5 separate regions of the Homo sapiens genome follow, and all the other regions are linked to region 3. Evidence: chromatin loops called from intact Hi-C (ENCODE). Cell type or tissue: heart left ventricle. All regions are shown on one strand.

What was found. A loop is a pair of places that touch in the nucleus more often than their neighbours do. Peaks named below come from ENCODE experiments on the same cell type or tissue, not always from the same donor. Only the 100,000 strongest peaks of a DNase experiment are listed, where the experiment ranks them.
Region 1: a loop joins it to region 3, with 1.8 times the contacts of the local background. A loop is called at or near these places in 5 of 110 quality-filtered maps.
Region 2: a loop joins it to region 3, with 2.6 times the contacts of the local background. A loop is called at or near these places in 31 of 110 quality-filtered maps.
Region 4: it touches region 3 in a loop (2.2-fold over the local background); 2 of 110 quality-filtered maps call a loop at or near these places.
Region 5: it touches region 3 in a loop (4-fold over the local background); 4 of 110 quality-filtered maps call a loop at or near these places.

What each region holds. Positions count from the first base shown.
Region 1 is chr15:38,212,291-38,217,290 of GRCh38, reverse strand. No RefSeq gene overlaps it. Among named protein-coding and RNA genes, the nearest start is that of SPRED1, 38 kb to the left of the region's middle. In heart left ventricle, no CTCF peak of the experiment used is centred here; no DNase peak of the experiment used is centred here.
Region 2 is chr15:38,352,038-38,357,037 of GRCh38, reverse strand. It overlaps SPRED1 (sprouty related EVH1 domain containing 1), which reads right to left. Exons shown (of 7, transcript NM_152594.3): 7 at 1-5,000. Among named protein-coding and RNA genes, the nearest start is that of FAM98B, 100 kb to the left of the region's middle. In heart left ventricle, CTCF peaks have their summits at 2,320 and 2,523 (motif pointing right); no DNase peak of the experiment used is centred here.
Region 3 is chr15:38,070,341-38,075,340 of GRCh38, reverse strand. It overlaps LINC01852 (long intergenic non-protein coding RNA 1852), which reads left to right and starts at 2,351. Exons shown (of 3, transcript NR_147201.1): 1 at 2,351-3,293; 2 at 3,384-3,511. RefSeq lists an enhancer at 2,008-2,873. In heart left ventricle, CTCF peaks have their summits at 2,415 (motif pointing left) and 2,695; a DNase peak (open chromatin) is centred at 2,320; H3K4me3 peaks cover 2,049 bases; H3K27ac peaks cover 2,365 bases.
Region 4 is chr15:38,375,597-38,380,596 of GRCh38, reverse strand. No RefSeq gene overlaps it. Among named protein-coding and RNA genes, the nearest start is that of FAM98B, 76 kb to the left of the region's middle. In heart left ventricle, no CTCF peak of the experiment used is centred here; a DNase peak (open chromatin) is centred at 2,196; H3K27ac peaks cover 3,558 bases.
Region 5 is chr15:38,205,273-38,210,272 of GRCh38, reverse strand. No RefSeq gene overlaps it. Among named protein-coding and RNA genes, the nearest start is that of SPRED1, 45 kb to the left of the region's middle. In heart left ventricle, no CTCF peak of the experiment used is centred here; no DNase peak of the experiment used is centred here; H3K27ac peaks cover 262 bases.

The DNA of each region.
Region 1 (5,000 bases), 140 kb before region 3:
AATATGTCTTGAAACACAGCCAAAAATGCATATGTTTGCTGTGCTGTTAGATTCCTTCTTGAAAGGGAAAAGCTCTTCTGAAAGTGATGCACAAAGGATTCTATTAATTAGAAGAACTTATAATGTCTCCCTATGGAATAAAGAAAAAATAATAGCCTGTATTGCTACTCCACTAGTTCCTTTGTTGGACAACATGTATTGCTTTTGCTCCTAGCAAAAAAATTGCTGCTCTGACCCCTCAGTTGTCTCTCTTATCCTTCTGCTGTGCACATACAACTATTCACTAATGTCAACAAGACTTATGAGTGCATATCCGGTGGGGCGGAGGCAAAGGGACTAGATCCCAAAGTCAACATCTTCGCAATGCATCCCAAGATGAAAATGATCAAAGTCTCATTACTCTTCAATGACTAAGAGAAAACAAGGTAGCACATTCAGGACACAGGTTAGAGATGAAACAGAAGATTTTAATTTGTTTCTGATTTATGTTCGTATATGCACCAGATCCAAAAACATTTCAAGTCAAACTTGTCTCTAGGTATGGTAAAATAGGGTCATTGGAACTCACTTGAAAATAGAATTCTAGAAAGTAATTTAAACTTCCAGAAAGCTGGAGGGGGAAAGAGCAGCCATCCAGGCAGAAATCAGATGCTAAAGATTCTGAAACACACTTGGGTGAGTATCATCAGAAGAAAACATGTGTGTTGGATAAAGTAGCTAGAGAGAGGCCTCCATGCCTCTGAGGGAACAGAGAGATTCCTTAGCTTGTTTCTGCCTTGATGAGTTGATGACACTGTAGTTAGACTAAGAGGGGCTCCTAAGAAGACTTAGTCTCAATTCTAAAACCAGTGCTTCCAGACCTCCATTTTATTCTGGGGATAATACACTCCTATTTTCCTTTGTAAGTTATACTGTGTATTCTGTGTCCCCTACAGATTTATACCCCACCCTTTTCCACTCTGGACCCTATGAGGCTGATGTCTATGGCCTACATCACCTGGGCTCCCTTGCCTCTGGCTTTTCTTTGGGTTTGGCTAATGGAAGTGGCTGGCAAAAAGTCAGAGGGCGGCAGGAAAGAGAGATGGATCAACTTTTTCCCCACTGCCCTTGCTGCCAGGCCTCTGTTTATTAGTGGCTGTGTTCCTTAGAAAAGGCCACAGCTCCTGTCAGGATCCTTTCCCACTGTTCAGGTCTCCCTGGGATCCAACAACCACCCCTTTCCCTTAGCTGTCAGGCCTAGGATTGCTAGTGTCTTCTCTCTTTTGCTAGCCCAGAGATGTTTCACCATCCTTCCTTGGCTTTCCTTAACCAGTCTTACTCTTTGAATGAGCTATCTGTTTTCTGCTAGAATTATGACGTGGATATCCATCCATATCAGCACAGCTACTAAGAACAGAAAGCAAGCAGCCAGTCCCTTATCTGGATCCAACAACATACTTTACAGTGTTGTGGGTTTCTGGTAGTTGTTTTACCTTTGGAAATGTTGTTCACAGGCTCCCATTACAAATGGTCACTTCTGCTGTGTTTTACCTCTATCCTCTGGCCATATTAGCTGTTAAGTGACAACCTTGGCCTATCTGCTCTGACTCTTTCTTGCTTTGGATAATTTAAGTAAGTGCTTCCTATGAGTCAGGTACTGTGCTGAGCTTTTTACTTATATATTTTATTAAATCATCTCAATAAATAGGTACTATGTTTGTCCATAGGTCACAAATGAGAAAACTGAGGTGCAGAAAAAGCTAGTGAAAGTTACACAGCTAGGAAGAGCAGGCATTCAAATTCTGTTCTGCTCTAAACTGCAAACCTCTGTGCCAGCTGATCCTCTGGCTTAGATCTCAGAACTCACTATCATTACATGCCATGTTTCTACATACATTGGTGCTTCCCTTGTGTTTTCTAAACCATGGGGTATCTTAGCTATTCAAACTGCTCACTAGGCTTCTAGTCCTGGCCCATCTCCTGTTCCTCCCAATCTGGAGCTTGATCTCTGTTTTAGTTTGCTAAAACTGCCATAAAAAATACTCCTGGGGGGCTTAAACAATAGAATTTATTACTCATGGTTCTGGAGGCTGGAAGTCCAATATCAAGGTACTAGAATTCTAGGTTTCATTCTGAGGACATTCTCTCTGAGGCCAGTTGCTCTGTGTGTGTGTGTGTGTGTGTGTGTGTGTGTGTGTGTGTGTGTGTACATAAGGTTGTCTTTGTGCACATGAGGAGAGTTCTCTGGTGGCTGTTACTCTTCTTAGACACCAGTTCTATCAGATTAGGGCTCCATCCTTACGATTTCATTTAACCTTTATTACCTTCTTAGAGGCCCTGTCTCCAAATATTCACATTGGTGGTTAAGGCTTCAACATATGGGACACTGTGGGAACACAATTCAGTCCATACAGTACCTCTTTAGGAACCCAGACTTAGCATTGATTCCTGAGTCATCATGGTCAAAAACAAAAATCAGATCCTCTAGGGTAGGAAAAAAAATTCCCTCCCCCTCACACCTACAAGGTAGGAATCTTTCTAAATTCTTATAAACAAGTGATTTTTTTTCTAAATTCTTATAAATGAGTGAATTTTTTCAAAAGCATTTGGAAATATTACGTTAAACTGTACATATATGAGGACCTTGATTAACAGAATATTTATTTTTAAGGCATCCCATTCTAACTTCAGACAGAGCAACATTATGTCATCCTAGTAAGATGCGGTCTATGTCATATTTAATATTCTGTGTGAACTTACACGTTTCTGAAGTAGACAGGATTTATTTGTACAGCATGAGAAGGGTGTGGAGAGGAGAGCTGCCAGTCATAGATAAAAACATACTTGGAGGTGTTTAATTAAGAGAAGAGAAGAAAAGAAAAAAGCTTTGAGGGTGAAGAGAAGGGGATGGATGAAATATTTTATCCTTTGGCAAATGTGTTTTCTGTGAAAAATTACAGGATTAAAAAAGTGGTCATGGAAGCTGTTTACCTTCCTTTCCTACTTCTACTCTTCATTCTCATAAATCTGACAAGTTTATTTGTTTCTGCTCAGTTGTACCTCTGGAGAAGAAGATAGGGACTATCTATAGTGGACTAGTTCCAGTTAGCTAGTTCCTAAAGTAAATCTGGCACTTGATAATGAAGAATCTTCACACATTAGGTTATTTTAACTTCCAAGAATCTGGCTAATCTGGTAGAAGTACCATAGCTCTCCAGAGGAGCAATTTATCACTTTGATTAGAAAAAGAAAGCCAGTATTATTTTATACATGGAGAAAAATGTAATAGAACATTATTGGAAATGATTTGCCATTGGTATATATTTTTAACTTGGCATGTGTAGATATATGGAGTATGTCAACATAGACAAATCTTCGTGTTTTGTTTTGTTACAGTGCATGCTATAGCAAGGGAATCTAACAGCACCAGTGGTACTGGCTGTTGGGTTGGGGACATACCTCAGATTAGGTAGCCCAAGCCACTTGTGTTTCTCCAAAGTCCTGTGGGTGTTTTGAACTGAGAGAGTAACACAAAAAAAGAGCATGGGGTCTCTGGACAGTTACAGGTCTGGAGCACCTGGCTCCTGGGATACGTGAGGTAGAACTTGCTGAGACGCAGTGATAGGAGGTTTAATACTCTGGTGTGTCTTAATAGTACTAGTGTAGAAAATCCATCCCTGTTATTACTCTGATCTTTTCAGGAAGCAAAGTCCACAGTCTTTCCCAGGCACTCTTTTAGTCTGTAGTGCTATTATGTCCAACAGTTCTCTATAAGTAACTCCAATCACTTATGCTAAGTGTAAGCCTACTGTCTTTTGTTCTAACTACAGTAAAGCTAAATGTCAGTGAGTCTGCATAATGATTCTTGTCCTTGAAAACTTTCTCTTGCCTTTATTAAATGCATTGTTCCTCTCTGAGTTATAAAAAGACCAAGGAAAAAAGAAAGCAACAAAATGGATGTGTCATTAGAGTGAATATCTTCAGAAAGTTCCTCACACGCCCTGGATTTTCTGATTTTTACCTCTTATATTCTGGAATCGAGGGTGATATGAACACATAACCAGAGCATGTCATTCTTTTCTTCATGAGCAGAAGGGAGGGGTTTTGTGAATTAAAAACTCAAATGCTAATGCCATGGAAAAATTATGACTTGGTATCACAAACGCAGTCAGTGTTTGTGCAGCCTCTCCTACTATGTTTAAACTATAAAACAGAACTCCTGTCTCTTTACATAAGCATAGTGGTATCACAGGGAACTACTTATGTGAGAAGGCTTTTCTCTCTTTCCCTAGTTTTTCCTTCTCTTTTTTAGTGAGTGTGGGGGAAGAGTTTCAGCTCTTAGATGTTGGCCTTTATAACTTCCTTGTTGAAATTGTGAAGTTCCAAAGTTAATGTTTCCCTCAGGGAATTTCCTTGACAAGCAAACAGTTCTTGCCTTATTCTTCCAAGGTGGGAAACATTCAAGGAGGGAGGTCTCTCAGCCACAGCTCTTCCTGGAACATCTCCCCACTCCACTCTGGAATGTGGGGCCTATGGGGCCTGTGGCAGGTGGGAAACCTGTGGAACACAAAGCCCAGTTGTCCCTCTTCTAAAACTTTGCTTTGTCTGTTCAGAAACTGTCTGGATTGAGCTGGTGTCTCAGCACAGAGATGCCATGAGAATCTATGGGAGTAGCTACTCTATCCTTGGGATTGGTCAATGTATTGTCCCCAAGCCTGAAGGACAAAAACCTCACTCATTCACCTGTGCCAATAGACACTTGTGATGGTTAATATTACGAGTCAACTTAGCTAGGCTACAGCACTCAGATATTTGGTCAAACATTATTCTAGATGTTTCTTTTTTTCCTTTCTTTCTTTTTCTTTTTTTTTGAGATGGAGTCTCACTCTGTCATCTGGGCTGGAGAGCAGTGGTCCCGTCTTGGCTCACTGCAACCTCTGCCTCCTGGGTTCAAGCAATTGTTTTGCCTCAGCCTCCTGAGTAACTGGGATCACAGGCACATGCCACTGTACCCAGCTAAT
Region 2 (5,000 bases), 280 kb before region 3:
AAAGCTATTCTACTTACTTGTGGGTATTAACTTGATGTGAAGAATGTAAAGCAAATTCTGAAAAACCTGTAAATAAGCACATGAGACTACATTTCATAATTAATGGTAAAGATACAGTTACTCCTTGATTTTTCAAATAAACTATAATATAGTAATCCAACTTATTCTAGTGTTGAGATACACTATAATTTTTTATTACTGTCCTAATAACCTTTCCTTTAGATTATTCGTTATTTTTGGTTATATGGCGAGTTAAGTAAAACGATGAAACTGACTTGAATATAAAAAAATCAGTAGTCCTGGGTTAAACAATTGCCACTTAAGGTCATTAGCTTAGCTGCAACATGTTACCAAACCAATAAATATAACATTATTAGCTTAGAGACTTAAAAAAAAATCTGAATACAATTAAGGATGAATAAATATGTTATTAAGATGAACTATATGTGAACTTTCAGTTTAAAAGTATACTTTTAAAGAACAGAGCTAATTATCAAAAGCTTCCATTTTTACTTTCTCCTCCAGTAATTATCTCTTATGTGATAATTTGATAAGCTCTAGGAGAATAAGAAAAAGTCCTTTTATAATTCATGACAGGTTTAATCAGGTAATTCCAGGAGGGAAAAAAACCATTAAAACAAATTCTTATGATAATCATCTGCTATGTCCAATTACACGGGTATGAAGTAACAGAAATGGTTACAAACTTATAATGTATTATTTACATTATATACTCAAAACTATCAAGCTAGTTAACTATATCTGAGGAGACACATTATGACATGAGTTAAACAGTTTTTCATTGTTCATTAGAAAGAATGCAGTCAAGCTTTTAATGGAAATAATATACAAGTGAGGCACTTTTGAGGTCAGAAATAGAAAGCAAACGACACTACACACTGGAAATGTTCACAAAAATCTATGTGTATTTTTAATACAAAGACTTTTCAACTAGTTTATTCTTGAAAAAATTTCAAAACAACTGATGCAATTTAAGAAGCTTTCAGGAATAATGGCTAACATTTATCAGTGTACCAAAGCATATGAATCTTTTATAACCACCTGGCTGCTAGGCAAACAGTACCTAATACCTTAAAGCCTTTTTTTTTCTTTTGGTTTATATAAATCACCTCCGGTTGTGTTTCTCTCTTAAAGAAATTCATTCTTCATGTTTGTCTCATTGCAAAACACCTCATGGTGCTATTATGATTTATAGACTTTTTTAGTGCAACAATAATGCCAGTTTCTAGTGCTTCCTCTTACACTTTGAAGTGTGAACATGGAAGTCAAATCAAGAATGAGCATAATAATTAGTAAAGAATCCTTGCTTTTCAGGTAACTAAAGTTTTCTAAGTTTTATGTGGAAAAAATGTTACACTTGCTTAATGCACCTTTGGGCTACAATTAAAAACCCAATTTAACACATACTTCCAAGTGTAATCACAAAATCGAATGTAAATTTCAACACAAGAAATATCCTTAAGATTCTTTACATTGACCATTTAGAGGAAAGCACATTTCCTGTACTCTGGAGACTCACGTGCATATTAAGAAACATTTCCGTGCCATTTAATTAAGGGGGCAGGGGAGAGGAAAAAGAAAAGAAAAAGCAAGACTTACCCAAGATATCAGATGGCACTATACACATGAATTGAAAGTGCATTTACATTACTTCAAAAGCTCATTTTAGGCACTGCTGAATAACCAATGAAAATAGGTAGTTTCAAGTTTTTCCCTTTAGATTTTAACCCCACCCCATCATCATTTCAGAAACATACACACGGCTGGGCGCAGTAGCTCATGCCTGTAATCCCAGCACTTTGGGAGGCCGAGGTGGGTGGATCACCTAAGGTCAGGAGTTCAAGACCAGCCTGGCCAACATGGTGAAACCCCATCTCTACTAAAATACCAAAACTTAGCTGGGCATGGTGGTGGGTGCCTGTAATCCCAGCTACTTGGGAGGCTGAGGCAGGAGAATCGCTTGAACCCAGGAGGCGGAGGTTGCAGTGAGCTGAGATCGCACCATTGCACTCCAGCCTGGGCAACAAGAGTGAAACTCCGTCTCAAATAAAAGAGAGAAAAACGTACACACACACTCTCTGAAGCTGTCATGATAAAATACAGGTGTGATTATGTTTTTTCATGTTTTGATTATTATTTTTAAAAATTCTCCCTGACTGGCGGAAGGAGGAAAAAAATACCATTTTGGTAATGGCTTTTGAGAGTTAAAGCAACTGGTTCTATAAATGCCTCAGTACATCCATTAAGTTTGATTGCCAGTCCCAAATATCAACAAATATTTTAAAACAGGATATGTAAGAAAAAAGTGCTTAAAATCTTTCAGCAAGCCAACAAGACACATTAGGTAAATAACCATTTTACAATTCCTTTGAGACAGTTCTTATTCCTGGTTTCCCTGGTAGAGGTGGTCACCACATAAATAGCCCTTTAATGGTAGTAGTGATGAACCCTGTCAGATCCCTATTGCCATCTCATGTCTCTGGCCTGGAAATCATCCAGTAGGTGGTGCTGAAGCTCCACACGACATACTTCTTCAGAAATCAAATGATGTCCCTTTTGAAGCCAAGAGAAATATTTAAGAATTATCAATTCTGAACAAGTTCATCAGACCAGTCTTGCTTGTCATGCCGTCTAGATGATTCCATTTTCAATACTATTACTCAAGCAGTTGTCTTGAGCCATCTGCTTATATCAGATAAAAACAAAGAAAAGTTTTAGAGGAAAAGCCAATTGGCAGTGCCGAATCTGTACAGAGAATGAGAAAATGTTCCTGAAGGTGCCTATACACATGTTTAAGAATCAGTGATTTAAACTACCCATTTGCTTTCACAAAGGAATTCTCATTTACTCAAAAGAAAATTTCCATATAGGGATTCAGAGAACATTATATCATCAGTTAGTCTTGTAGACTGATTAAGAAACTGGGTATGTTAACTATAAAGATCCAAGGTAAAATAAAAACCATTTCATCACCATAGTTTTTAATGAAGAAACTTGTTTAAAATTGTAAAGGAAAAAATGGGAATGGGACGGCAAAATCTTAGCAGCAAAGTGGTTAAACAAATTGAAAATATTAATGCACAAACATTAAAATATTAAAGCATATATGTTGCATATAAAATACAGTACAGAACCAGGAGTTGCACTATACTGATTAGTGCTTAACAGAAGAAATGATTAAATTTGTTCCTCCCAGAAGTATATACACAGTTCATTTCCACAGCATTTTCCTATATAGCCAGCAAGTTATTTTCTTCAGTTATTCACACCTTGATCAAACCTGAATTATAAACTTAGCACTTACAAATATGAAAATTCATTCACAAGGAAAAACAGTATTTCCATTTCACCAATAAAAATTTTGAAAGTTAACAGTCTATTCTAGGAAACCAAGTTTAGCTGAAAACTTCAGGGATGAAGATCATCTGTTGTAGCAGCATTCAAATATATAAACAGTAAAAATAAGACTTAAAACTGCTGCCTACAGTGTCATGTTTTGGATTTAGTTCATCCAATTGATTTTTAGTACAAAACTAGAAATACCCTCTTCTTCATAACATCTATAGTTATCAATATATTTTCTTCTTTTCAATGTGAAATAATACTTCAAGATGATCTATATACACAATGTTGTCAGTTCAAGCTGTCATATAAATATAAATGCTTTCTTAAAAAAAGTATTTTACAGACAGATAGTGTTATATACATTGTTCAGTTTGATCTGGGGCAAAAGAAAAAAGCTAACACAAGCTTAAGTGTGATATATAAAAAGAATGATACATAAATGACGTTTAAAAACCTGCATAGAAAATGAGCTTCAAATAGTAGTGTGATTTTAATTTTTATCACCTCTGAAACTTCAAGCCATTAAAAAAAAGGCACACTTCTCAACTTTATCCCTCTAAGGGAATGTTCTTAAAGAACCCTTTCCTTGGTTAGAGTTTTAATGTAACACTTAAGAAAACAACAACAACAACAACAAAACAAAAACAGACAATTTGACTTCAAGGTACTTTAAAGTTTGTTGGAACATTTACCCAACTATTTTGTAAATTAAACATCCAGTAATATAATGCTCTGCAAAAGAAATAAATTTATATGTACAAGATACTTCATTTACAATGTTGGATTAAATACTTTCCTGGGATAGTTTAGCACACATTTTAACATAAAATAATTTTGCTTTTGGCCAGTTTAAATAAAAATAAAATGTAACTGATAAAAAGTTATTGTTATGTAAATAATAAGCACTGAGGATTAAGCTGAAAAATTAGTAACACAGCTGAACATATTCTGGTTTAGCAGAATGATACGTGAAGATCTCAACATGAAGCTTTTACACTAACTATCCAGTCAAACTTTCTGCCTTGTAAAACATTTGTAAATGCAATATAACTTTTTGAAGGAGGAAACTCTGAAAGAAAACAACTTGCTGGTTGAATACCACAAAAAACAACTAAAAAACTTCACTTTTTTTCTATAATGTTTGTTTACTCAGTCTCTTTTTATATAAAAATAAGTGTTACGTTCCCATCAGAACATTAGACAATTACATCTGTGCTTTAAAAAAAAAGTTGGTCACTCAAGGCTATTAGAGTATTTTTAAGGATTTTAGATTACCAGAATGTACAGATATAACTCAATATAAATTGTAGCCAAAGAGAAATAAGGATGAAAATATCAAATCATTCGCATGGAATAAAAACATTATTAACTAGATGAGTTAAATATTCAAAATATATGGAATGTGACAGTAGATATATATATATATATATCTACTTCAGAACTAGGAAGGGGAAGAAAAGTTTAATATGTAATAATTCGTACCTTACATTTAGTTAAATATAAACATTTGTTATTTATACATAAAACTGCTTTCAAAAAACAACTAATAAATGATTTAGTTGCACTTGTTTTACTTCTTGTAATTCCCAAGTGTTAACTTTTCTTAGATTGAAATCAACTGTCCCCTAGTGCAC
Region 3 (5,000 bases):
TGTCCCCTTTGCCGTGACAACTAGCAAGGTTTGACACGATTGTTTACAGAGCATTGTTTAAAAGATAAAATCACAAGACCGCTCAGAATAGGGAGTGACTGAATTCACACTCTTTTGCTTTCTCAAAAGAGAGTTTCGGTGTGAAATTAGCAGGTCCTCACATGGCCTTCTTTCTTTCCAAGTGGGGTAGGATGAGGCAGATTCTCCCTCCTGTGGCCTTCAGGCATGCCATTGTAGCCCCTCCCTTGCTGAAACACAAAAACCTATGTCTTGGCTGGAGCTTTCCTGGCTTCCAAGTCTAGACCTCTGTGTCCAGTGTGTCCCCACGTGTTTGTGCCTCAAGTATCAGTGAAGCCTAGCGTGAAAGAGATCAGGCCCAGGAGTCACATTGTGTGACTTGGCCATTTAACATCTGTGTGACCTTGATAAAGTTAAAATTAACCCCTCTCAGCTTTGGTCTGTTTTCTGTAAAATGGGGGTAGTAATAGCATCTTCCTCATAGGCTATTGTGAGCATTCAATGAGGGAATGCGTGTAAAGTGCTTAGTATGGTACTTGGTATATGACAAGCACTCCTCTCTCTCTATCTGTGTGTATACTGATTCATTTTGTACATTTAGAAATAACCCATGCAAAGTAATCCTATCTCCATTTTAAGATTGTGAAGGTTTTTTCCTGCAGGACGAAAGAAGTCTTGGAGTAGCAAGTAACCAGTTTTTATTTCGTTGTATTTTTTAGCCACACCAAGGATGCAATACAGTCGGCCCTCTGTATCCGTCAGTTCTGCATCCATGGACTCAACCAACCGCAGATAAAAAATATTCAGAAAATAAATTCCACAAAGTTCCAAAAAGCAAACCTTGAATTTGTCCCACGCCAAGTACTACATTGAATCCAGGAGAATCAAGTGATGTGTAGGCATTGTTTAAGGCATCGTAAGTTAATTTAGAGACGAAGTAAAGTATAAGGGTGGATGTGCATAGGTTATATGCAAATATGTTGCATTTTATATACGGGACTTCAGCACCCAGGGTTTGGGTTATGGGTGGGGATGTGTCCTGGAACCAATCCCAACGGATACGGGGGAATGACTGTACTTTGAAGAGAGAGAGTAGCAATGTTCAAAATGCAGGAAGTGAAAGAAACACAGAGAGCATTCTTTGGAAAGATACTTGAAGGTTTTTTTCTAATCCTCAGCTCAAACCTGGGTTCCCACCCTTTTCCCACCAACTCAGAGAAAACTTTTTCTGACACAAAGGGAGAAAAGAAAACATATTTTTGAACAACACTTTTTTCTTGGAGGCTTTCTTTTTGAAAATTATTTTTAAGTTTGTTTGAGGCAATTTTTACTGGGATGAACCAGCTTCTTTTGGAGGGCGGACAAGTCTCTTCCCCTCTTAGATCTTATCTGCTTCTTATCTGTAAAATGAATGCATTAGGGTTGATAAGTCTTCCTATATCTGGTGTTCTTTGATTCTGCCATTCCCTGTTTAAGCCAGAGCCTAGGAATCTAGATCTGGAGGCTGTTTCTGTTTTAGATTGTGCACTAGAAATTAAGCACACACCGCCCCAACTCCCCCAGCTGCCTGAGACTTAAGAAAAAGTGAGACTGCAGTCCTTTGATTTGGCGTTAGAGCTCTCCGTGGCATTAACCTGTTGTTGGTCTAACCTGTGGGGCCAGAAGAAGTGTGCTCGAAATCTGTGAACATGGTTGCTGAACAAACGCGTTTTGGTTTCTTTCTTTTCCTTTTTTCCTTTTTCCCAGGAGTGAGGAGGGGGAGGAAAAAACTGGTCTTTGTTGTGAAGCCACGGTCCCAAACTTGAACCTAGAGGAATGTTAAAGCTCTGAAAAAAAGTTAGGGAGCAGCCTTGCAATTATGCACTCAGTCACAACAAGAGGGTAAGAACTTTCAAGGCACTGGATTGAAGAGACACAAAAGTCAGGAAATGACCCTTTCGTCGGGATTTCAGAGGCCGCAGAGGAGAAACAAAGTCCTCTCACAACTCGGGAAACTTCGGACCGTACCATCCCGAGGGGGCAAGGGTGGGGGAGGCCGGGAGAGGGCAGTGGAAATTGACATCTTCGTTCTCAACAAGCCGTGAGTAAACTGAGGATTTCCCGGCTGAAAGGACTCAGTGTCTGCCTGTCCCCGGCCCAGAAATGAAAGCGAGTTTCAGCCGATCCTCATTGTGGGGCCTGCTGAAAAAGCAGCCCGGGTCGCCCCGGCCAGCCCCGGCGTCCTGAATCGGAGCCCTGTGCGCGCCAGGCCGGGCCGCGCGCCCGGGTTGCAGGATGGCGTGCCCAGGCCAGCCCATCTGCGGCCGCGGGCCGGCGGGGAGGAAGCGTCCCTGGGGATGAATGGGGCTTTGTTCGTAGGCAGCCGCGGCTACCCTCTGCAGGCCCGGCCCGCACAACAGAGGCTGTATGCGAGAGGAATGGAAATGAGCCTCAGGCCCTGCCGAAGGAGCCCCATCCCCTTCCCCGCGCGGGGCTGAGGAATGCTGGCCAGCCGGAAAGGAACCCTCGCTGGGAACGCCGCTCTCGCGCCTCTGAAACCCCATTGAGAAGAACCCTTTGATGCAATTAAAGCGCATTTCATTGCAGGCCTGGGAGGAGGGAACGACCGGCAAGCTTTTTTCTGTCTCGGACGTGTGTATGCACCTTTGTGGGCCGGGTTACTTAGAGACCAGGCGGGAACTTGAGCTCCCTCTCTCGCAGACGTTCTGTAACATCAGAAAAGCGTACCCATAAACAGATTGGTTTTCACCAGGGGTGGAACTCAATTTGGACACGATCCAGGCTGACCTGCAGGCCGGGGTTCCTACTTTGAAAGGCTCTTTGGTGCGCCTTACACCCACCTTCCCTGCTGTAAAGGTTTAGGCGGAAAAGAAATTGCGTTTGCAGGAGGAAGTTGTTTCTGAGGTTACTGCTCAGCATTTTCCATTTTCTCAGTGGTGGGGTGGGCCGTGTCGCATATCCAGAAGTGATGTCACAGCCAGACCTGCAAAATGATGTAACCTGCAAGTGTTGAAGGACGACGATGGGACAGCTATTTTGATACTCGTATTATTTTATAACATTTCCCTGCTTTTTCCATTGAGACAACTGTGTGACCTCAGAAAATCCACATAGCCTCTCTGAACTTAGTATTTTTGTGTGTGTGTTAAAATGAGTATCACAAAGCCGGAGAACGAATGTGATGAAGTTCTGGGTGCTTGTGGAATTCTTTCTAAGTTGGAGGTGGACACTTTATCTACCTGCACAGGTGGAAGATATGTGGGTCTGGAACTCCGGTAAACAAAAAGATCCTATTGGGACCTCTATTTGGTTGACTTTGTGTCACTTTTTACTAGGGCTAATTGTCTAATGTCTCTTTCCACTAGTGTATGCCTCCTTGAGAACATGAACCTTTAAACAACAACAACAACAATAACAACACGAAGACAAAGTCCTGTCTGCTCTCCCAGGCTAGAGTGCAGCGTGCAATCGTGCAATCGCAGCCTACAGTAAGGTAGAATTCCTGGCCTCAAGCTATCCTCCTGCCCCACCGTGGCCTCCTGAAGGGCTCCGATTACAGGAGGGAGCCACTGCACCCAGCCAAACCTGTCTTTTATTCTGTATCTCCTGTGCCCAGAGCAGTCCCTGGCCCTGATAAGGGTTCAACAAATATGTTGAGTGAATGAACAAATACATTCAGGAGTGTAGGGATTGATACTAACTTGTTGGCTGTTTTCTGTTCCTTATAAATCTAAATAAGAAATAGGGAGAGCATGGTAGGTATTTGGGGTCCTCGGCGAGGCGTAAGTTCAGGAGAAGTTTGAAGGAAAGGGTAGGAAAACATTTTTGAGAGCACAAACATGCTACAAGTGTTTCCTGAAATGCCCCAAAGAAGAGTGCAGCACTCAGGTGGAGGAGTCATTTTTTCCAACTGAGTGGATGGTTAATACTGGCAAACATGAATCATGTTTTATATTCATAAGGAGTGTGCCTAGTCAATCACTGATTCTTTAAACACCCCAGAGAAGCAGGGCGGGAAGAGTAATGGCCATGCATGATGGACATCATTGTTTCTTATACGTTGCTCTAAATGTGTCCCCATGGTTCTTGTTATTTTGGGCCTGGTTTAGACTTCTATTTGGTTGTTTTCCTCTGAGGTCTGGAATACACGAATATGTTTTCCACTCAGAAAATCCAATACACTTTTGCATCCCAATCAGGAAGTTGATAAACATGAGATAGTAGAGTACTTGCTACCTTAAATATACCTCCACATGTCTGCAGGAAATACCATTCAAGTAATGCCTAGGTAAGCAAATGCCTGCTCCTGTCTTTTTCCCTCACTCTTACACCACACACACACACACACACACACACACACTGATCAGATGGTGAGTAATATAAAGTCTGTTTAAAGATGGGACCTCCATAATTCCTTGTTTGTGTCAGGGGCAATATGCGAAACACACGGCTGCCCACAACATTGTTTCTTGTCCTGTGGGTCCGTTTGGCTTTTTGTCTTGATGTGGGCATCAACCCTGAGAGTGGAGACTGTTTTTCAGACTGTCCCATTCGTGTCTATTTAACCAGGTGAGTACAACCCACTTAAAAATCTCACATGTGAGGTGATTCCAGGATAGAACAAAAGTTGTACAACAGTAACAGTTGTGGTTTCCCTCCCTTTACAGAACTAGTGAGTTTTCATCAAATCATTGGGTATTTCTGTTTCTTTCTGATTTACAATATGCTTTTGTAGAGCACCTTTATCCTCATTTCAGATTGGTCATTACTAGGCAGTGACTTGAGTCGATCTACCTGACACTAGCAAATAATCAATGATTCAGAAGGGATTAGTGAAAGCAAGGATCAAAGGTTCTTGTCTGATTACCTCCATAAAGTCAAAAATCTCAAGTGATCATGTTTTATAAATTTTGATTAACTTGTTTTTTTAAAAAGACTATACCTATTTATCTGGAAATACAATTCATTAGCACCTTTTATCT
Region 4 (5,000 bases), 310 kb before region 3:
TATCCAGAAAACACAAACCTGCATTGACCAAGACTGTATACCCAATTTTCAATTTAGAAAACTACATACAGGAATATGTTAAATCATCACATAAATGAAATCAGCAAAATCCAGACTATGGAAAACAACAGAGCAAATAAGTTTGTTTCTTCAACAAAAATTTGCAAGGCGGAAAAAATAAAATAAATTAAAAGAGATATAAGAGACATATCAACTAATCACAAAGTACGGACCTTATTTAGATCTTGACTCAAGCGAGCTGTTAAAAAAACTATGAGACAAACAAGAAAACATGAACATCAACCTGGATATTTGTGAATATTAGGGAATTACTGTTTGCTTGGAGTGTGATAATGGTATTATTTATATTTTTATAGAAGTCTTGATCTTTTACAGATACATACTGAAATATTTCCAGAAGAAATGATGCAGATTGAATGCAATTGTTTTAGAATCTTCCTTAGAATATTTGGGGGAGTGGAGTTAAGGTATACATAAGTAAGATGAGCCATCAGCTGAAAATTGGTGATGGTGAGTGATTTGTATACTGAGTGCTTTATCTAATTCCTCTTATTCCATCTATTTTGTATAGGTTTGACATTTTCCGTAATAAAACTTAAAAAAAAAAAAAAACTAGCATCTAATCTCAGTTAAACAAACACAAGGCCATCGCATATGGTTTGTCCAGGGCACCAATCAGGCTGAGGGGATGAGCACGGTCAGAACCCCAACTCTGGTTTCTCTGCCAAGCCATTTGCCTCGGTAGGCAGTGATGTCAGTGGGAGGAAGGGACATGTTCTTCTCAGTGGTCCATGCCAGCAGGGCCATCTGTTTGCTCTTTATGGTGGGAAGCATTTTGTTTTGCGGTTTTACATAAAGGTAAATTGAGGGTTCTCTAGACAGGGGTGGTATTTAACTAGTATCCCTGAAGACAATGTCTTCTCTAATTTGGAGAATTTCAGTGGAGCTACCAGAACGAAGGAGACACCAGCAGCAGAAGTCAGGTAAAAGCACGTATGTTTATTGCGGCACTATTCACAATAGCAAAGACTTGGGGCCAACCCAAATGTCCATTAATGATAGACTGGATTAAGAAATTGTGGCACATATGCACCATGGAATACTATGCAGCCACAAAAAAGGATGAGTTCGTGTCCTTTGCAGGAACATAGATGAAGCTGGAAACCATCATTCTCAGCAAACTATCACAAGGACAGAAAACCAAACACCACATGTTCTCACTTACAGGTGGGAATTGAACAATGAGAACACTTGGACACAGGAAGGGGAACATCACACACTGGGGCATGTCGGGGGCTGGGGGGCTGGGGAAGGGATAGCATTAGGAGATACACCTAATGTAAATGATGAATTAATGGGTGCAGCAAACCAACATGGCACATGTATACCTATGAAACAAACCTGCACGTTGTGCACATGTGCCCTAGAACTTAAAGTATAATAAACAACCAACAAAAAAAAAAAAAAAAAAAAGAAGAAGAAGAAGAAGTCAGGTGAAGACAGGAGAGAAAGAATAGGACCAGTATTATTCTTTGGGAGGCTTAGGCAGGCAGATCACTTGAGGTCGAGTTCAAGACCAGCCAGGACTAGCATCATTCTTTAAGGAGTAGCAGCAACAGGAGGAAGGGACCTGGTTGGCACAAAGTCATGGCCACTAGGAGATGCGTTAGACTCACTGCAGCCTCAGTGATAGTGGGGCGAAAAGGCATTCCCACTTCCAGTGAGAGCTTTAGACAAGGCTCAAAAAACATCTACCTTTTAATTATACTCATGCTCTTGTCCCTAAGGTGGGAGTAGCCTCGGGGAAACATAGCCTACATAACACATACCCACACACCATCCTGCCCCACTGCATGCAAAAGTTGTTGATACCTGCAGGATGCTGGTTAATATCCCACAAGTGGCCATTCACTGATTCTATCCAGTTGTGTGAACCTGTGTATTCCCAAGCTAAATCCATGCTTATTAGTCAAACGAACATTACGAGCCTAGTTTTCAATAGATACATTTCAAAACGGTGGTTAACTTTGCCTCAATTCACTATTATTTCAGAATGGCTAAATATGTATTTAAATAGCTGCTGAGAGAACTGGCATCTGGCAGGTGGCCAGCTGATTGGAAGTCAGGCCTATCACACACGGCGTCATTCTCTCAATGCCCCGACTTACACTCAAGCACAGACGCCCGGCCTCCCACACATTCCCACGCTGTGTGTGGAAGACTTAGAAGAAAATGCCTGTTCTCAGACTTGCTGCATCGGGAGCCTGACTTCTCGGCTTCCTCCCTGGTGACTTCCCGTCTTGGCTTCTGCAGGAAGCAGATCTGCTTTTCTCCCAGAGGAGGCCAAATGTCATAATAGAGAAAAAAGGCTGCTAGCAACAAGGGGGCCCAAATGAGAGAGCAGGGGAAAGGTTGGATCTAAGATTCTAAACAGATCATTTTTCTAGAATGGAGAGAGAAAAATGAAGGTTTTCCTAAAGCTGATTCATTCAACCCTCGCACTTCTCATCCCAATGCCACTGTGTTCCTTTCTGAATTCTACCCCCACCCCCATATAGCCCCTCATTGCTAGTTCTGGAAATCAGTGAGTGATAGGTTAGCATGGTGCTCATCCCATGGTGTCACCTAGCAACATGATGTTCATAAATAGCCACAATCATCTTTTCTCCATAAATGGCTAAAACTTCTTTTAAAGACATCAGGAAAAATGCTTAGCTCCTTCAGATCTAGTGTGAAATATTCCCTGGTCTCAGTTCTCCTATTCCCAGCCTTCCTCTTCCTCTTCTCAATTTGACCTCCCAGCATGTTTATTGTTTATACTTTGCCTTTTTTAAAATGCACATTTCCTTCTACAGGGTCACATAACAGCTGTTCGTGTAGAAGTCTCCCAGTAGTTTTGTAAACTTCATTCCACTCAGAAACAACTCAAAAGCCAAAAACATTCCTACTTAATTCTTATCCCTTGCATTTTAGAAGAAACCAAACTAAAAGCTGTAGAATACTAAGGCTGAGATAGAATTACCTCTAGGTAAGTTAAGATTGTATTAAATGTGCAGCACTATCAGATAAAAGTTGTAGCCTTTTATTAAAAGTTTAAATGCATAAGAACAAAAACAGTCCCAATTAACTAGATCAATACCTAACAAACCTTAATTCATAAATATGACATACATTTTTGGGGATATCTATTATATTTCAAATACTAAACTACATAATGATACAAAGATGAATAAGGTTATGCCATTGAAGGCAGTAAGAAATGTTAGGAAATTCTCATTGCAGGTGGGCCAAACAGCATTCAAGACAAGCCTCAATCTTCTAATTATACACTCTCATTGTTACAGATGGAGAGTCACAGATGAGCAACCTCTGTATAAAAGCCCTGAGGGTAGCTGGGTGTGGCAGCTTATGCCCATAATTCCAACATTTTGGGAGGCCAAGGCAAGTGGATCACTTGGGCTTAGGAGTTCAAGATCAGCCTGGGCAACATAGCAAGATGTTGTCTCTACAAAAAAATTAAAAATTAGCTAGGCATGGTGGCATATGCTACTGGGGAGGCTAAAGTGAGGGGATTGCTTGAGCCCAGGAGTTCGAGGCTATAGTGAATCGTGTTTGTGCCACTGCACTCCATCCCAGGAGACAGAGCGAGACAACCCTGTCTCAAAAAAAAAGCAAAGCAAAAACAAAACAAAAACTGAGGGCCAAGACAAATGCTGACATAACAGACTTGAGCCTGTTTGTGGTGTGAACAAGGGGCTATACAAGCTGATGCTATGTCCTATCATGGGGAAAACTAGGAGATTCAAGAAGAATATGAATCCTACTTTGGCTATGTTAAATTTGAGATGTCTAGTAGATGACCATATCAGTCAGGATCAGGCAGGAAACAGATGTACACTGGATAATGGGAGGGAGTTTAATGAAGTGACTATTATAAGAACATGGACCAAAAAACCCCCAAAACCCCAACCATGGGTGGTGAAGTACTCTGGGACAGGCCACAGCACATAACGGTTACCATCTCTAGGCTTTCGAGACAATAGGGGAAAAGGTGGGCTAACCAGAAGCCAGAGAGAGTAGCTATAGCTGTTGGAGAGGGCTGACCTCAATAGAGGGAAACATCTAACCCATGGTGAGCAGGCAAGAAGAGAGACAAGGGAAGGCATACACAATCTCACTGTCCCCTGCCTTCCCATATATTGCTAATGCATCCCATGAGGCAAACTCAACGGGAAGCCAGAGGACAAGAGAGCTTGGTGATGCAGCCCATGTGAGCCAGCCTCCCAAAGCACAGAACAGGAAAGAGATGGATGGAGAGTGGACCTGGAAGGGAAAATGGAAAATATCCAGCATCACACCCAAGGGGAGATGTTAAGAAGGCTTTTTTTTTTCCTTTTGGTTATGCAAGTCTGGGAGTCAAGGGAGAAGTCAAAATTAGACATATAAATTTGGAAGCTATTCAGTTAATAAACGATAATTAAAGCCATGTTTCCAAATGAAATCACCCTGAGAAGATAAAAGGGCCGAGACCTGAGCCATGGGCCATAATTTAGCAGTTTAGTAGAGAAGGAGGAGGTAGTAAAGGCATCTGAAAACAGCCGGTGAGTTTGAAGTAAAACCAGTAAGTGGAATTCCTAGAGCTCAAAGAAAAAGGGTAGAAGGTTGGTCCAGGTCCTGAATGAAGCTAAGAGATTAAATAGGAGTATCTTTTGAGCAGAGATGTAAGGATAAGAAATACCATGCACAAATGTAACAATTTCATTGAATATGCAGGACTTATTCAGAACTTAAGGGCACAACAAAAATCAGCTGTAATCCCTGTCTTGCAATTTTAGTGGGCTAATTTTGCCTTACTCACGTGGGTGAAATTTAGAGAGGCCCGTGATTTTTCTGGTCACCCTCAGATAATTATTTTAATTATTCCATGGCTGTGTGAATTTTCTTCCTTTCAGTTTTCAGGACTGGAAGGGCCCTTATAG
Region 5 (5,000 bases), 130 kb before region 3:
ACCCACAGGGCAGATTCACAGCCAAGTCTGAAAGACTTGACAAAATAGGGTTACATTGGAAATGCTGACATGAGCTCAGCAGAGGAATGGTCTTACTATATTGCTGTAACAATCTGAGCAAAAAAAAGAATATTTGTGTGTGTGTGTGTGTGCACTAATCTTCAAGCTACCTCTACGTGACTTGAGAATATGCCACTGAAAGCAACATAAGTTGGCCACATAAATTGTGCGTACATTCCTAGTGAACAGGGCTCTTGATCACATTCCTGCCAATTATGTTGTTCTTCAAAATATCTGAACTAAGTCTTAACATGTTAAGAATGCTCAGGAAAAAGGATAAAAAAAAGTACCAGTGGAGAATTTTACTTCTCTGTTATGAAAACAGAAGAAAGAGGGGCTTATTGGAATAGCAAGTCAAGACTGTTTGCAGGCGACTTCTACTCAGGTAAAGTGACTGATTTATAAGTTACTATGAGATAAATTTGGGTTGACTTGATGGCAAAGAACTTAAGGGACTTTAGGAAAAATCATTTTGGTAGTACCTATCCTTCCACAGGACTTCTTTTTTTCTCATGACATTTATCTTACTCTGGGCTGAATAAATATTTGTGTTTCTACTTTACTTTTCATATCTGCACTCCCACCTCCAGCCCCTTAGACTTATGTTGCCAGAGGGCAAGAAATATGTTTTATTACTCTTTTAATACCATATGATACTCAATAAACTGCAGTGAACATAGCAAATGCAAAATACGCATAAACTGGCTAATACGATTTAGTGCCAGGCATGGTGGCTCATGCCTAATCCCAGCACTTTGGGATGCCGAGGCGGGCAGATCACCTGAGGTCAGGAGTTTGAGATCAGCCTGGCCAACATGGTGAAACCCCGTGTCTACTAAAAATACAAAAATTAGCCTGGCTTGGTGGCAGGTGCCTGTAATCCCAGCTACTTGGGAGGCTAAGGCAGGACAATCACTTGAACCCAGGACGCGGAGGTTGCCGTGAGCCGAGACCACGCCATTACACTCCAGCCTGGGTAACAAAAGCAAAACTCCATCTTAAGAAAAAAATTAATAAAATACTATTTAGTAACTAGCGACCTGAACACTGTAGAATATGGGCAGACGAGATATGTTCTGGCAGGTAAAATAATGACAACTCTTGACATTTTGAGAGCAATCTGGGCCTAAGATTCTTTGTGTGTTTTATTATTAGCCTCTTGAGCACTGGGGCTCTTAGCCTGGACCAGGTCACCTGCCAAACCAAATTGGCAGAATTGTTTTCCCTTTACAGGATCACTTAGGAGCCAGTTAATGCAATCATCCTCACTCAGGCTGTGCAGTTAGGCAAACTTACATTTGAACCCCAGTTTTGCCAGTTACTGGCTGTGTAACCTTGGGCAGATTTCTTCACCTCTCTAAGGGAAATAGTCTAGACAGTTTCCAGAGGTGAGTGCCTATGGCTGGCAGGCTTTCCATATGCTCCCAGCATTTGCGTAAGTGAGCTATGTTCACTTACAAGGCAACAGAATGGGAATATTTGGAAGTCAAAACACATTTTTTGGACACAGAAGAGAACCTGGAGGTGAGTGGGCTTGGAGTTTTGTCTAGGACTTTGGCATTAGCTGTCATCCTAATTTTATCTGGCAAAGTAGGATAGAAAGCAGCAATTAGCCCTTATGGTTTGATCTGCAAACTGCTTCTTGTGCATTGAAAGTTGATTGACAATTCTGAATGCACACCATATATAATCCTGAAGCTCTACTGCTGAGGTTGCTGCTGGGAATCCCAATATTATCTCCACTCCCTTGAACTGTGCAAGAACTGTGGAAACCCCCAGATGTTGCTTCTTCCACACTGACCCGTGATAGGAAATGAACATGTTACACACTTCTAGGTTTTTAGGATTGGGGAAATGGAATAACTGACATTTCTGAGAAGTCCATGTGACCCACTCTAAAAGTCTGAGGTTTCAGATTAGATGTTGGCATCTCACATCCTAAACTCTACCCTGTGCATTAAGAGTTTGATGTATATGCATAGCTGATTATGTGTCCCCAGTGGCACATAGATGTGGTGGTTACTTCTGGGGAGACATTATCCACATTTTACAGACAGTTGGAAAGAAGACCTTGGAGTGAAGCTTCTTGCCCAGGGCCATGAAATGGGTCTATAGTAGAGGCAGAAGTCCCAGGATTTTAGGTCCAATTGGTTTGATGTCCCGGAAAGGTCTTTTCGGTATTGGAAAGTGAGGCAGCTGGAACATGGCCGTCTTCCCCTTTGCCTCTCTCTGAAATGGGTTACATCATCTGATTCTCTGAAAGTAAGTTTATTTTTTAAAAAATTAGTGGGGATTTTTTATTACAAAGGATGCAGCATTTTAACACCACTGCATGATTTGGTGAATCATTTCAGTGATTACTTACTTAACAGGTATTTCCCTGAGGCCACACCAGTCATGGGATAGAGCTGGGAAGTCCTACTGTAGCAAATTGATTTTTCAGCTCCTCTTGCCCATGACCTGTGGGAACTTCTATCTCAATTCAATCCTTTCCTCTGCTCAGACAGTGGAGGGGAATCCCTGAGGGGTAGGGGTCTCAGGAACTGCAGTCTTTCCCACAGACTTCACCGCTGTGTCTGACAACACTAGTTTCCTGACCCAGCCACCAGCCACAGAACCATCTTCCAGTCTTGTTAGCGCTGTCTCTGAGGCCTGAATGTGCCACATGCCCGTGCAGAATGCTTTTTTCTTCTTTCTTTCCAGTGGATTTGGCCATTTCTCTACTAGAGAAAGCAAAGAGGCTGATTGACCCTGGGGTCCAGGAGCTTTCTCAGATGATCCGTCTCTTCTTCAGCAACCTGTATCTGCCAGTTCCATCTTATTCTCCTCTTGAAGCAGTGTGGTCCTTAAGAACCATCCTGGTTTGTCCTCCTTTCTACCCTTCGTGACATTCTCAGGATCTCCTCCTCCAGCTCCTTCTTTCCACTTCTATCAGAAGATTCCTTCCAAAATAAAACCAGCACATTTTTTTGGTGTGGGTTGGAGAAGCAGAGCGGGGGGCAGACTTTTGTTTCCACTGCTTGAAAGGAAAGGAATCCAGGATATCAGCACACAAAATAAGGAAGTCATTTAGATCTATTTGTAGCCTTAACTCTGGCTCTCTAGAGTTAAGGCTCTTTTTGTTTGTTTTTCTGCTTCGTTTTTAAATTAATAGGCTTTGTTTTTTTAGAAAAGTTTTAGGGTTACAGAAAATTGAGCAGACAGTACAGAGGGTTCCTGTCTACACCCTCTCCTCCACACTCAGTGAGGTTTTAAGTACTCAGATGTGGAACTCATGAACTACTGAAAGAAGAAACACAATCTTGTGAATAAACACAGCATTTCTAACCTGCAGAGCTGCTGAGACATGCAAGGAAATAATGAAATCAGCATTTTAAGTAGATCGTTTGTCATCTTTCGACCATAGGTTATTAATAAAGGCAAATTACTAGATATTTTAATTGCTTAGCACTTTTAATCATTCAAATAAGAAGCAAAACTAGTGAGGAATGTTTATGTTATAGTTTAATATACTTTTTTTTTTTAGTTTAATATAATTGAGTAAAATTCTAAGAATAGCTAGAATTTTCTAATTGCCTACCTCCTTTTCTAGTTGCTTCTGTCCTGGGTTCTCATTCTAGTCTAGACCATTTGTCCAGAACCACAAATTGATTCTTAAAAGCTACCTGTGGTTGCAGTATGGGAGCAGAGTGGGAACTCTATTAAACTGTGTGTGGTTTCGTCTTTCTGCAGCTAAATCCTTAATGCCTTTAAAAGGGCCAGGGAGTTTGAAGTCCTTTCTAATGATCTAGTAATGGTGGAAAAAGCTTGTTGAAAGGTTGTAAATATTTGTTGATTGATTGTCAACAGAGAAAAAGGCTTTTACTCCTCCAATAGCATCAGGGAGGAGGGGAAGGGAGGAAGCTTTTACACACCCATTTCAATTCAGCTTTTTTATTTCTCATACTTTGAGGCCTGGGACATGTATTTCAAGAATAGACCTGTTCTTTCATCTTCAAAAGAGAGAAATTAGAATAAAACAGTTGTCTGTTTAAGTTTCACTCTATAACACAGGGAAATGTACAGAAATCAGTTCCCAAGTTGGACAAGGCTAAGCACAGCTCTTCATGAATAAGAACTAACTTTTATTTTCAATCCACTGAAGGGAGTAGGTGGAGTAGGCAGCTGCTGATGTCGTGAGATTCGAACATTACCAACAGACTTGCCTGCACAAAAATATCTATCCCTTGGGTCTATCATAGATACTGTAAGGAAGCCAGCCATTTGAACTGCTTTTCTGGATAAAGACACTGTCTCCAGTTGGTGCCATTAAAATGCACATCTATTCCTTAGGAAAGGTAAATGTTAATGCATTATAAAAAGTTAAATTGTGTGTGTGTGTGTGTATGCACATGAACTTTTTATTTTGAGATAACATGCAATTGGAAGAAATAATACCAAGAGATCCTGTATACCTTTCACCTAGTTTCTTCATCTTGCATAACCATAGTACAATATCACAACCAGGAAGTTCACATTGATAGAGTCTGCAGACTTTATTCAGAGTTCCCCAGTTTTACCTCTATGTGTGTGTGTTTGTGTGTGTGTGTCTGTATGTATTTAGCTCTATGCAATTTTATCATGAGTAGATTGGTAAGGCCGCCACTATAGTCAAGATACAAAAGATACAAGATGCAAAACCTATCACAAGGTTCCCTCACGCTACACTTTTTATAGCTCTCTCCCTGCCTACCCACCACCCCAACCCATGGCAACCACTAATCTGTTCTCCATCTCTATAATTTTGTCATTTTAGGAATGTTATAGGCATGAAATAAACCTTACTTCCATTTAGGTCCTTTGTCTTCCCCACTTGAAAAATATAATTGTCTTAAGTATTTCCTGTACATATATTGAGCACCACATCAGATGGTATTACAGTCTTTGCTTCAATAGTCAAA